Regions from separate parts of the Homo sapiens genome. Here region 1 is linked to region 2. A link is a contact called in ENCODE Hi-C or POLR2A ChIA-PET data. All regions are on one chromosome and are shown on one strand. Each heading gives the region's core, a stretch centred on a gene start or an enhancer-like site at or near the end of the contact. The rest is flanking DNA. Distances are from core to core; before and after follow the strand shown. Region 1 overlaps EPC2 (enhancer of polycomb 2). Region 2 overlaps LOC124907896 (a long non-coding RNA gene).

Region 1 (6,620 bases), core at 4,085-6,584, 200 kb after region 2:
GGATTACAGGCGAGAGCCACTGCGCCCAGCCTCTTCTAGCGTTTTTATAGTTTTGGGTTTTCCATTTAAGTCTTTAATCATCTTGAATTGATTTTTGTTTTTGGTGTAAGGAAGGGGTCCAGTTTCAGTTTTCTGCATATGGCTAGCCAGTTTTCCGAGCACCATTTATTAAATAGGGAATTCTTTCCCCATTGCTTGTTTTTGTCAGGTTTGTTGGAGGTCAGGTGGTTGTATGTATGTGATCTTATTTCTGGGTTCTCTATTCTGTTCCATTCGTCTGTGTGTCTGTTCTTGTACTAATATCATGCTGTTTTGGTTACTATAGCCTTGTAGCATAGTTGAAGTCAGGTAGTATGATGCCTTCATGTTTGTTCTTTTTGCTTAGGATTGTCTTGGCTACTCGGGCTCTTTTTTGGTTCCATATGAATTTTAAAATAGTTTCTTCTAATTCTGTGAAGAATGTCAATGGTAGTTTAATGGGAATAGCATTGAATCTATAAATTGTTTTGGGCAGTGTGACCATTTTCACAATATTGATTCTTCCCACCCATGAACATGGAATGTTTTTCCATTTATTTGTGTCCTCTCTGATTTCTTTGAGCAGTGGTTTATAGTTCTCCTTGAAGAGGTCCCTCACTTCCCTTATTAGCTGTATTTCCAGGTATTTTATTATTTTTGTGGCAGTTGTGAATGTGAGTTCATTCGTGATTTGGCTCTCTGATTGCTTGTTATTGGTGTATAGGAAGGCCAACAATTTTTGAACATTGATTTTCTATCATGAGACTTGCTGAAGTTGCTTATAAGCTTAAGAAGCTTTTGGGCTGAGACGATGGGGTTTTCTAGAAATAGGATCATTTTATCTGCAACCAAAGATAATTTTACTTCCTCTCTTTCTATTTGAATACACTTTATTTATTTCCCTTGCCTGATTGCCCTGGCCAGAACTTCCAATTCTATGTTGAATAGGAGTGGTGAGAGAGGGCATGCATCTTTGTCTTGTGCTGGTTTTCAAGGGGAATGCTTCCAGCTTTTGCCCATTCAGTATGTTATTGGTGGGTTTGTCATATATGGCTCTTAATATTTTGAGGTATGTTCCTTGAATACCTAGTTTATTGAGAGTTTCTAACATGAAGGGATGTTGAATTGTATTGAAGGCCTTTTCTCCATCTGTTGAGATAATCATGTATTTTTTTGTCTTTAGTTCTGTTTATGTGATGAATCTGTTTATGTTATGTGATGAACATTTATTAATTTGCATATGTTTAACCAGCCTTGCATCCTGGGGATGAAGTCTGCTTGGTTGTGGTGGATAAGGTTTTTGATGTGCTGCTAGATTCAGTCTGCCAGTATTTTGTTGAGTTTTGCATCGAGGTTCACCAAAGATGTTGGCCTGAAGTTTTCTTTTTTGTTTTATCTCTGCCAGGTTTTGGTATCAGGATGATGCAGGCCTTATGGAATGAACTAGGGAGGAGTCCCTCCTTTTCAATTTTTTGAACAGTTTCAGTAGGAATGGTACCAGCTCTTCTTTTTACCTCTGGTATAATTTAGCTGTGAATCCGTCTGGTCCTGGGCTTTTTTTGGTTGATAGACTATTTATTACTGCTTCAACTTTAGAACTCATTATTGGTCTATTTAGGGATTCAGTTTCTTCCTGGTTCAGTCTTTGGAGGGTGTATGTGTCCAGGAATTTATCCATTTCTTCTAGATTTTCTAGTTTATGTGCATAAAGGTGTTTATAGTATTCTCTGATGGTTTGTATTTCTGTGGGGTCAGTGGTGATATCCCCCTTATCATTTCTGATTATATTTATTTGACTGTTCTGTCTTCTTTATTAGCCTAGCCTAGTGGTCTGTCTTATAAATTTCAAAAAAAACAACTCCTGGATTCATTGATTTTTTTTTTTTTTTTTTTTGAGGAGTTTTTCTTGTCTCTGTCTACTTCGATTCAGCTCTGATATTGACTATTTCTTGTCTACTGGTAGCTTTGGGGTCTGTTTGCCCTTGGTCCTCTAGTTCTTTTAGCTGTGTTGTTAGGTTGTTAACTTCAGATCTTTCTAGCTTCTAGATGTGGGCATTTAGTGCTATAAATTTCCCGCTTAACACTGCTTTAGCTGCATCCCAGAGATTCTGGTACATTGTATCTTTGTTCTCATTAGTTTCAGAGAAATTATTGATTTCTGCCTTTATTTCATTATTTACCCAAGAGTGATTTGGAAGCAGGTTGTTCAGTTTCCATGTAGTTAGTTGTGTGGTTTTGAGTGCATTTCTTAATCTTGAGTTCTAATTTGGTTGTGCTGTGGTCTGACAGACTTTGTTATTATTTCAGTTCTTTTGCATTTGCTGAGGAGTGTTTTACTTCCAATTATGTGATCAATTTTACTCAAGTAAGTGCCGTGCAGTAATGAGAAGAATGTATATTCTGTTGTTTTTGGGTGGAGAGTTCTATAGGTATTTGTCAGGTCTACTCTATCCAGAGCTGAGTTCAGATCCTGAATATCTTTTAATTGTCTTTCTCTATGATCTGTCTAATATTGTCAGTAGGGGTGTTAAAGTCTCCCACTATTATTGTGTGGGAGTCTAAGTCTCATTGAAGGTCTCTAAGAACTTGCTTTATGAATCTGGGTGCTCCAGTATTGGGCACATATATAGGTTAGTTAGCTGTTCTTGTAGAATTGAACCCTTTACCATTATGTCATGCCCTTCGTTGTCTTTTTTGATCTTTGTTGGTTTAAAGCCTGTTTTATCAGAAACTAGGATTGCAACCCCTGCTTCGTTCTGTTTCCCATTTGCTTAGTAAATTGTCTTCAGTCTCTTTATTTTGAGTCTTTGTGTGTCTTTGCATGTGAGATGGGTCCCTTGAAGGTAGCGTAGCAATGGGTCTTGATTCTTTATCCAGCTTGCCATTCTGTGTCTTTTAATTGGGGCAGTTAGCCCATTTACATTTAAGGATAGAATTCTTATGTGCGGATTTGATTCTCTCATCATGCTAGCTGGTTATTTTGCAGACTTGTTTATGTGCTTGCTTCATAGGGACTGATCTGTGTACTTCAGTGTGTTTTTGTAGCAACTGGTAACTGTTTTTCCTTTCCATATTTAGTGCTTCCTTCAGGAGCTCTTGCAAGGCAGGCCTGATGGTGATGAATTCCCTCAGCATTTGCTTGTCTGAAAAGGATCTTATTTTTCCTTTGCTTATGAAGCTTAGTTTGGCCCAATATGACATTCTGGGGTGGAAATTCTTTTCTTTAAGAATGTTGAATATTGACCCGCAGTCTCTTCTGGTTTGTAGGATTTCCACTGAGAGGTCTGTTGTTAGTCTGATGGGCTTCCCCTTGTAGGTGACCTGGCCCTTCTCTCTGGCTGCTCTGAGCATTTTTTCTTTCATCTTGATCTTGGAGAATCTGATGATTATGTGTTTTGGGGATGATTCTTCTCATGGAGTATCTTACTGGGGTTCTCTGTATTTCCTGAATTTGAATGTTGGCCTGTCTTGGTAAGTTGGGGAAGTTCTCCTAAATGATATCCTGAAGTATGTTTTTCAACTTGGTTCCAACTCCCCATCACTTTCAGGTACCTCAGTCAGTCGTAGATTCAGTCTGTTTACATAATCCCATATTTCTCAGAAGTTTTGTTCATTCCATTTCCTTCTTTTTTCTCTAGTATTGTCTGCTTGTCTTAATTCAGAAAGCCAGTCTTCCAGCTCTAAGATTCTTTCCTCTGCTTGGCCTGTTCTTCTATTAATATTTATGATTGCATTGTGAAGTTCTCGTGTTGTGTTTTTTTAACTCCATCAGGTCATTTATCTTCCTCTCTAAACTGGCTATTCTGGTTATCAGCTCCTGTATAGTTTTAACATGATACTTAGCTACTTTGCATTGGGTTAAAACATGCTCCTTTAGCTCAGTGAACTTCGTTGTTACCACCTTCTGAAGTCTACTTCTGTCATTTCAGCAATCTCAGTGTCAGCCCAGTTCTGAGCCCTTGCTTGAGAGATGTTGTGGTCATTTGGAGGAAAAGGACACTCTGGCTTTTTGAGTTTTCAGTGTTTTTGCATTGATTCTTTCTCATCTTTGTGGGCTTATCTACCTTTGATCTTTGAGGTTGCTGACCTTTGGGTGGTATTTTGTGGTTTTTCTTTGTTGTCGTTTTCTGTTTGTTTTTCTTTTCATAGTCTGGTCACTCTTCTGTAGGGCTGCTGCAGTTTGCTGGAGGTCCGCTCCAAACCCCAGTTGCTCTGGTTCTTCCTGTACCTGGAGGTATCACCAGTGACGCCTGCAAAACAGCAAAGATGGCAGCCTGCCCCTTCCTCTGGAAGCACCATCCCAGGAGGGTGCTGACCTATTGCCACCTGAACACGCCTGTAGGGGGTGGTTGGAGACCCCAGTTGGGAGGTTTCACCCAGTTAGGAGGAATGGGATCAGGGGCCCGCTTAAAGCAACAGTTTGGCCTCTTTTTGTTAGAGCAGCTGTGCTGTGTTGGTGATCCCTTTAGCCACCATTTGATCTGGGCTCTCCAAGCCCCACTGGCTGAACTGGCTGAGGAGCCCAAACAGCCAAGGTGGCAACCTGCCCCACTCTTCAGGCACTCCATCCCAGGGAGAAATTGGAGCTCTTTCGGCCCATAGAACATGGGTGGTGACTAGAGGCTCTGGCTGGGAGGACCCGCCCCACAAGGAGGAGTGGATTGGGGGTCCTGATTACAGAATCAGTCTGGCCATGCCTTGACAAAACAGCTGTGTCATGGTAGGGAACTGCCTCTGCCCAGGTAGCAGCCCTCCCCTCTCCTGGACACTTTGTCCCAGGGAGAGATAAGAAAGGTAAGAGCTCTGTCAGGCCATGGCTGGAGGGCCTGGCTGGGAGGTCCCACTCAGTGAAGAGGAATGGATTGGAGCTTCACTTAAAGAAGTAATCTGGTCAATATCTGGCAAAGCTGCTGAGTTGTGCCACTGGGGGGACCCTTTCTCGTCTGGACCATTTGGACTCTCCAGGGTCTGCAGGCTGGAACAGCTGTGTTGACCAAACAGCAGAGATGGTGCTGGCCTCTCCCCACAGCCTATTGCTGGTGGCTGCTTGGAATTCCAAGCCAGTGGGTCTTATCTTGTGAGGTGTCATGGAAGTGGGCCTGCAGAACAAGGCTGCTCAACTTTCTGGATTCCAACCCCTCTCGGGGGGTATATGTGGACCTCCCGCCTTGTCTGAGTTGCAGACACGTTTGTTGGAGATCCCGGTACTGGAGTATGTAAAGCTCTTGGGTCTCTGTGCATGCCTGAGCAGCTGCTCTGCTGAGACTCCACGCAGCTCCGTGTGTTGGCCCCAAGGCCCTGGTGGCGTGGACTCATAAGGGGATCTCCTGATCCCCGGGTTGCAAAGATCCATGGGAGAAGCGTGGTTTCCCTGGGTCGCATAATCACTCATCACTTCCCTTGGCTGGGGATGGGGGTTTCCTTGGCTTGTGTTGCTCCCAAGTGGGCCGCCGCGCCACCCTGCTTTTCCTCATTCCCCGTGGGTCGAGCTGTTTCCCTGATAAGTCTCAATGCGACTACCTGGATTATTTCAGTTGAAAGTGCAGTATTCACTCGCCGCTTTCGTTCCTCTCCATGAGCGCCACGGACTGCAGCTGCTTCTAATCGGCTGTCTTGGCCCTGTCCCCAGAATTGCTTCATTAAGACTATATCTGTCTGTATGCTATGTGTAAGTAAACTGCTTATGTATATAAGCATTCATAATTGAATATATTGTTCCTATTATTGTTTTGAACAAGCTGTTGTCTGTTAGATAATTAACAGTAAGAAAATAAAAGTTTTTATTTTACCCTTTCTCCCCAGTACTCTTCCTATGTTTATGTAGATCTGAGTTTCTAACCTATATCATTTTCCTCCTCTCAAAAGTACTACTTTTAAGATTTCTTATAAGGCAGGTCTACTGGCAACAAAGTCCTCAATTTTTATTTGTCTGAGAAAGTTTTTATTTCTCCTTCACTTTTGAAGGGTATTTTCACAGAGTGCAGAATTTTAGGTTTGTAGGTTGTTGGGTTTTTTTTTTTAACTCAACACATGAAATATTTCACTCCATGCTGTTCTTACTTCCATGATTTCTGAGGAATATCTGATGTGATCTTATCTTTGCTCCTTTGTAGCTAAGGTGTTTTTTCCCCTTTGGCTTCTTTCAAGGTTTTTTCTTTACCTTTGATTTTCTGATGTTTGAATATCATATGCCTAACTATAGGGTGGTTTTGTTTATTTTTGTTTTGGCTTTTATCCTGCTTGGTGGTGTTTGAGCTTCCTCAATCTGTGGTTTGATGCCTGACATTAATTTGGAGAAATTCTCAGTCATTGTTGCTTCACATGTTGCTTGTGTTCCTTTCTTGGAATTTGCATTATGCATATTTATACATTTAGTAGTATTCTGTTTTATTCTTTTTTTTTTTTTTTTTGCCTTGCTTTTCAGTCTTGGAAGTTCCTATTGTCATATCATATTACCAGGCTCCAAGATTGTTCTGTCAGCTGTGTCCAGTCTACTAGTGAGCCCTTCAGATGCATCTCTATTATATTAAATAGTAATTTGTATCTTTGTTTCTTTTTCTGTTTTGATTTCTTTTTTTTTTTTTTTTTCAGAATTCTCATCT
Region 2 (7,310 bases), core at 3,269-5,768:
CCAGACCTCAAATGATCCACCTGCCTTGGCCTCTCGAAGTGCTGGGATTGCAGGCATGAGCCACCACGCCTGGCCTTCCTGGGACACCTTTACAGGTAGGAGAGGGGTTTACTTGTCTAGGAAAGTTCTGCTGAAAGGGAACAGCATTGTGGCCACCTTTTCTGGTTCTCCCCTTAGAGCCCAAGGTTTCTGGATCTACTACTGAGAGTGTTGCCTAGATGAATTCCACCGTCCATGATGCCACACACAGAAGTGGATCAGGGCAGAGTCAGAATCGTATAATTCAAGAACTTCTAACCTTCAGCCTGGGCGAAGCTGGAACCAGCTCTGTAAATAAATAGCTCAGGACTCGAAAGTATAAACAACCTAAAATCAGTCCAATCAGGGAATGCAGAGTTCAGTACAGGGAAAAGTATATTTTTAACCTGAGAGACTGAAATTTGGGGGCTTCGATCTTGGCACTGACTGGCTCTGTGATCTATGATTTGGTACAAATCACTAAAAAGATCCTGGAGCCAGACTCCCAGGATGTGGATCCGGTCATTTCAGGAGCTCTGTGACCTTAGGCAAATTCCCCCGCCTTAGTTTTACTAACCTAAAAAATTGGGATGATAAGAAACCTACCTCATAAAATTATGTGAGGATTACCTAAATGAATACAGATGAAACACTTAGAAGGGTGTCCTCTATGGTAAGTGCTATGTAAGTTAGGTTATTGTTACTACTGTTAATATTAGAGGCTGAGCCTCACTCAGTTTATGGGAGTGATGCAGCCCTCATGTATGTTAGAGAACCAGCCTTCCGTGCAGTGGTCACTTAAGAGGGTCCTGCTGTTCACATTTAACCATGTAGTTCTCTTCTTTTAATTTAAACATGGATACTCTTGAGAGGAGTAAGATTTTGAACCAATCAAGAGTCAGGAAGTTCCCAGAAGATTTGGGAGTAAGAGAGTAGGTGTAAGAGGGTGTTCATAACTATCTTAGGATTAGATGTACTCAAAAGACTACCATAAAAATGAAAAGAGATAATACATGGAAGAATGCTTTTAAAAGGGGAGAAGAAAGCACTAATATTGTAAGTGGTAGTATTTTTAAGTGCTATTAAGGATGATTATTTATTTCTTAATTGGAAGTTCATGTCTAAATTCTGTACCTAGACTTTTCCAGACTGAAGACTTGGGCATATCTTGCTAAAAGATGGGGGCAGAATGTGTTCAGCACCGGTAGAGGGGGTAGGTTTAGCTGAGCCTCTGTGAGGGTTTTAGCAGAGCCTCTGTGGGGTTTCCTGTCCTTCCAGCTCCCACTGCAGAACACTGTGTATGAGGAACACAGCCAGAAGGACTGGTGGCCTGAGGCTTTGGTCCCTGAACTGTGACCAGGTCCCCCTAGAACACAGCTTTCCCTGCCAAGTTAATCTTAAATAACTTTGGTGGTCAGGGAGATAACCTTAGGGAAAATCTCCTGTGACCTTTTACAGACTCTGTCTCCCTTTTCCAATCAAATCAGGATTATTTAGAATCGGTGGATTCCTTTGAATTCCTAAATAAGCATGGAGGTCAGGAGCTTGTGATTTCAGGCTAATTGTCACTGTTCTGGTTTATTTGGCAAAGTGGGAAGCAAACATTCACCAGAGCTGGGAGAAAAAAGCATGCAAGAATTGGAATGAAGAGATGCACTGGGCTGCTTCTGGACAAGCTGTCTGTCTAGGCAAGAGTCAGCAAAGGCAAGAAGAGACCATTTCCTTCTCCATTTCTCTTGGTTTCCTGGCTCTTCCCAAATGTCCAGGGGATCCTGAAGGGGGTGAAGGGTGGGGGTGGTAGGGGAAGTGTGTGCCTTGTGCCTTCTAAGGCAACCATGTTGGCCAAAAGAATCAAGCCATGACAATGGCCATTGTGAAGACCCCGCAGCTTTCTGAGCAGAGAACACAGCGAAAGAGCTGTGTGGTTCCTGTCTCAGAGCATAGCTTTCCTTTCTCTAAGGCAATGGTCTCCAAACTTTTCTTCAAGAATTCCTATCAGTAAAGTAAAAATAAAATTGAGGACATACTATGCATATATACATATGTGCATATGTACTTTATGTGTGCTACTGAATTAATATATCATATGTGTTATAAAACACACAAAATAGAAACTAGGTAACTGAGATGAACTGATAGGTTTATATTTTCCTCCCTCTTCCCAGTGGATTGCCTTGCATCATGGCCAGGGTGTGTGCATTCAACTTTGGCAGTCTTGGCCTGAGTGACAGAATACTGGAAGGTCCTAATAAGCTTCTCCAATGAGCATAGGCAGTGATGGAACCAAACCATCAAAATGAGCTCTTCAAAGAAGAACCCAGGTTTTCCTCTTCAGCTGCATATGATCAATTCTAATTAAATGGTAAAGGAAAGAAGAATAGAAGGAAAGAATTCTTGAAAATCTGGTAACTAACATGGAAGCTGTGCTTTATATCAGGTTATGTGAGTAATCTTGATCTGTCTACAAGCTCAAAGTTTCTATCCAAATATATTTATCTGGATCCGAGGCAGGATCACTGCCAGGCTCTGTCACCTGCTCAGGAGAGTCACCTACCCAGTATACAAGGGGATAACCACAGGGCACACCGAAGCCATTGCAGAACTTCCCAAGCTTGGGTCAGGCCTCCTGACTCTACACACGCACGTGTACTCCACCCATTCCCAGCCTCCCAGCTTTCTTGACAAGTACCCAAGGAGGATGGTTCTTGTCAACTCATTGATAAGGTCATGGTATTGTGGAGCAGGAGCTAACCTGTGTTCTATTTTCAGCTCTCTTGTTAGCTGTGTGAGCTTGGGCAAGTGCCTCACCTTCTCTGAACCTGAGTTTTTGCATCTGTTTAGGCCATGATATTACCCTGCCTACCCCACAGTGTTATCACGAAATTCACATGAACACACATATGAAGGTGCTTTGCAAACACTGTACAAGTGAAATTGTAAGGTATCCTGACTCATGTGCTAAGGCCTTTTCAAGGCACAAGGACAAATGTTTCCCAGGGATCCTATAGTTAGCCACTCTGAGGCATTTTCCCTTAGGAGCCCAGCCCTGAGGGAAACTGGCTCATGGCAGATTTTTAATCCGAACCCAGAGCTCTGGAGGCTTTATAATCCTAAAGACTAAACCAGGTGAACAACAAAAACATCCATAAAGCAATTTGGGTAAATTTCCATGCTTCCAGGTAATGCCTAGGTTTCTAAGGGGTTGCATTTGTTTGTTCAGTCATTCAAGAATTTATAGATCATCTTAACTCTGAGATAAAGTGAAAAAAAGAGCTCATGTTCCAGCAGATGAGAAAGACATGGAAACAGTCATTGCAAGACACTGACAGGAGCCACAAACCAGGTATGCATTACAATGGGCTTTGGAACACTGGGAGGCTTAAATAAATCGAGTTAAGTGACTTATGAAAGAATAGGAGTTCAGGCATGGCCAGCAGGGGCAAAAGACATTCAAGAAAGAGGAAAAGAAGTGCAGAGATCAGGAGTGGGGCTGAGGGGTAAGGAGGGGTAGAGAACAGCATGATTTTCTGGGAACTGTAAGGGATTTAATAAGTCTTGAATGTAACATAAGGAAGAAGAGGGGTAGACAGTAAGCATAGAAAGTAAGCAGAAGCCAGATCATGGTGGAAGTGGGGTGGCAGCAGGTCTCCCAAGCCAGTAGAAAGTGGAAAAGGGCAGGTGCTCTGCCCTCAAACCCACCCCATTTTCCATAGGAGGACCAGGAAGATATCTGGGAAGAAGAGACGTACCTAAAAGAAATTTTTTTCTTGAAAAGCCATTTATGCCATGTACTGGGCAACATAAACTCCCTTTGTGCCTCCAAAAATCTTTAGAGAAATTTCAAAAAAGTTATGATGTGTGTGGTATAATTGCTTTTATTGTTATAGCTAGTTTAGAGGCTGAATTTTGTATTAAGGATAGCTCAGAATCAGCTCATGCTGATAAAGAGGGAACTGACCTCTGAGTTTTTAAATCATGCCCTGTAATGAATAGTTCATGTTCCTGACAAAGTAATCAAATTCATTAACTAGCTTTAGTCCTAGTAGGAGCCCCTTTATTTCAGGAATTGACATCAAGCCTAATCTGTTCCAGGAGGAATGAATCTCCTCCATTGAGCATATGCTTACCAAGTGCCTATCACACTTACCATATACAGATATGAAGAAACCTCAGTAAGACTAAATTCTATATTGAGGGACTGTTCACCTTTTTTTGCCCACTCAGGATACCAGGCATCTAATAGGAAGGCTGGGCCCATTCAGTCCAGATTTATAACAACTCCTCAAGGAATCTGTGAAACCAACTGCAAGTACTTGTTGAGACTAAGCCAACATTCTTTGCAGTAAGAACCAGAGAAATTTTATTCTCTGTGCTTAACAACAAAGGACTTCAAGAATTGCTTCTGTCTCTCCTTCATGAGAAAAGTGGCTGGCAATCACTCTTAACCTGTCTAGTTGAAGGCATAGCTCTGGTCTGATCTAGGTCACCATTGGGCTTCCTGTGCTGTCATCTGCTGCCTCTTGCCGCAGATTCCTGGTGGTATGTCTCAGCCTTTGCATGAAACACAACCATGAAACACTAAGTGCCAATCATTTCCTATAAACTGCTTTGATTTCCTCCATGAAGCTCTTTTAAAAAATCTGGTATTGTGGTATTTATAGCTTCCTGTTTCTGCCACCTACATATTCTGATGGTTGTTGTGCTTTCTCTTTGGAGATAGATAAACATTCACAGCACCAAAGGGAGTAAGGGCTTTGTACCTTTTTTCATGGAAAGAGTTAGTCATATTTAGATTGAAGTTATAGCTTAAAAAGGAGCCCTCGTTGTATAGAAACATGGATGCCATGACACCTCCAGTGCAATATTTTTAAGCCTCTCCCTGCCATTGGTCACTTACATAGTACTGTTAAATCACTCTGTGGAATATTGTTTCTATCTTCTAGAAGCTCACAATCTATGTCAGAAGATTAGACATGCAAGTGTCTGTTGAAGTAGCTGGAGAGTGAGGCAGGAGGAGTGGAAGGATGGCCAGCAGCATGGAACCCACAAGGGGAGATTTCACAGAGGAGCCTCAATGGTGTGGGGGGTCAGGAAGAAAAAGGACCAGACAGCTGTGAATTTTGTTTCCAGGACATAAATAGGGGATTTCTAGCAAATACACCCAGGTGAGTGTGTAGAACGGGCAGTCAGATGCAAGGGGTAAAGGAGGCGGAGAGGGAGCAAAGCCATCTAGAAAGATTGTTCCTTCAACATGTGCAGTGAAAGAAATCATGGCAAAGGGAAAGCCAGGATTAGGTTGTTTGGCAGGATGCTGCAGTAGGCATACTCAGGGGCTTCTGCTCTACCTGCTCTCCCTTCTCACAATCTACCCCTACCCACATGCCTGCTGAGTGGAAAGGGAATTGGTTATCCCAACGGTTATTCCAATCTCCTGGCCTTGGGTGATTGGACCAAGATGAGCACCTGATTTGAGGAGGGCCAACCTAAGTTTCCAATGACATGTCACCTGACTGACTGGCCTCAAAAAGATGAATATGGAACAATCAGATTCGTTCTCATAGGAAGCCCAAACCAAGAGGCACAGAGAGGAGATGCCCTTCAGGAATGGATCCTTGAGATGAAAATCAAGTTGATGAGAATAAAGTGGCTGTTATCAGGTCGTGTGTATGCATAAGTCATGGGGAACCACAGGAAGTAGCTGGGAAAGAGAGAACAACAGATACAGGGAAGAAAGTGGAGAAGCCGGGAATGAGAAAGAGCGATCACCTCTAGCATTTCCTGTATGCCAAGTGCTGCACTAAGTCCCTAAGTCCTTTACATTAAATTACCTTATTTATTTCTCATAGCAATCTTATGACATGGATGCTATGATTATCCTCATTTTACAGATAAGAAACCAAGGCATAAACATAGTGTGCCCAAAATGACTCTTGGGAAAGCCATGATGTATACTAAATAGACTGGCTCCCTATTTAGTTTTTTTTTTTTTTAGTTTTATAAGTGCTTGCTTGTAGCCACCATGAATTACCACCTCTCAAAAGGGAGATGAGATAGAAGTGATCCCTGAAGCCATCTGACACCCAACCTTTCCTAAACTCAGGTACTTAGAGTTATTGGATTTTCCAGAGATCACCTGACCTCATGATCCTGAATGGGTTTCAGTTCCTGGCAACCAAAAGAACCCTAACCCAACTGGATAAGGAAATTGAGCATTCTGGGTGGGAGAGAATGATGTTATACAAGGGAGTGTTGATGATGCTGACCCACCTATGAGGAAGCACAAAGCGATGGGATGCATGGATATGGAGAGATTTTTCTTCTCTGTTAGCCAAGACTATCCAGCTTAGTTTTACCATCCGGCACCCACAGCACCACATGGTAAGCCAACTAGATAACCAAACCCACAGGGAGTGGCACATAACCCAGCAGCCGTGCCCTTCCAGCTGGCTCTGCCACCAGTGCAAGGTGAGGTTGGTCCTGTTATGTCTCCTCCCTTCCAAGCCTTCATTTATCTGTCAATAGAAAGGGGATGATGACAAAAGATGGAGAGAATTTGACTTGCTAGGACTCTGGGGGAGGCTGGGGAAATGCAGATTACCATGATGGGGCTGCCCCCGGGGGCAGCCAGACCCAGGTTTTCCAGAGATGGTCTCACAGAGGGAGATTGGCATGCAAGAAGTTTACCAGGGAAGGTTCTCAGGGTCAGCACTTGTGAGCGTAGAGAGGCAACAGGACATTGAGCAGAGGGGGAAGTGGCAGCACAGTCATCAGCCAGTTCCATGGGAAACTGGAACTGGGGTGGCCTTTCACATTGCCCCAAAGGGAGGCATAAGGGCTACGCTTTGTACCCCACCTCCCATGGAGAAGTCACTGGGTGTAGGATGCCCTGTTGGTGAGGCAGCTCCCTTCAGTCTGGGGCAGTTCCTGGGGAAGGGCTCAGCTGTGAGAGCTTCTGGGGGCAACATCCCATGCAGATAGAAGATGGTCTCCTCGGTCCTGAAGGGGAGCTGAGCAGGGCAGCACACCATCAGCTGCACACGAGAGCTGGGCCACACTTCCCAGGGGCCAAATAAACAGGGGAGCCCCAGCTCTGGGGAAGATGAAGGGCTGAGGGTCAGGAGGAGGTCGCAGAAGGCTGTTGCACGTGGAAACCATCCGGAAGTTAAGTGACCAGGGAAAATGCTGCTTGTGAGTGTGTGGAGACTGTAAAAGGATGGACTTCTGTAGCTGGTCTGAGGCCAGCAGGCCTGAGGAACTTAGCAAGGAGTCAGAGAGAAGCTGGTGACAAAAAA

Evidence for each region. A loop is a pair of places that touch in the nucleus more often than their neighbours do. ChIA-PET counts read pairs that join two places held with the same protein, here RNA polymerase II (POLR2A). Pooled maps may share reads with other maps.
Region 1: a loop to region 2 is called in a pooled map, with 1.9 times the contacts of the local background. The contact joins two enhancer-like sites. A Hi-C loop is called at or near these places in 2 of 50 pooled maps. POLR2A ChIA-PET finds 5 or more read pairs at or near these places in 3 of 52 experiments (GM10248, activated T-cell and activated naive CD4-positive, alpha-beta T cell).

What each region holds. Positions count from the first base shown.
Region 1 is chr2:148,715,302-148,721,921 of GRCh38, forward strand. The region is part of intron 2 of EPC2 (enhancer of polycomb 2); the gene reads left to right. Among named protein-coding and RNA genes, the nearest start is that of EPC2, 74 kb to the left of the region's middle. Within about 2 kb of position 5,335, at least 6 of the 41 ENCODE cell types and tissues checked have a DNase peak (open chromatin) inside an H3K27ac peak, as active enhancers do.
Region 2 is chr2:148,520,098-148,527,407 of GRCh38, forward strand. It overlaps LOC124907896 (a long non-coding RNA gene), which reads left to right. Exons shown (of 2, transcript XR_007087259.1): 1 at 1-95; 2 at 1,610-7,310. Among named protein-coding and RNA genes, the nearest start is that of EPC2, 120 kb to the right of the region's middle. RefSeq lists an enhancer at 3,097-3,634. Within about 2 kb of position 4,519, at least 3 of the 41 ENCODE cell types and tissues checked have a DNase peak (open chromatin) inside an H3K27ac peak, as active enhancers do.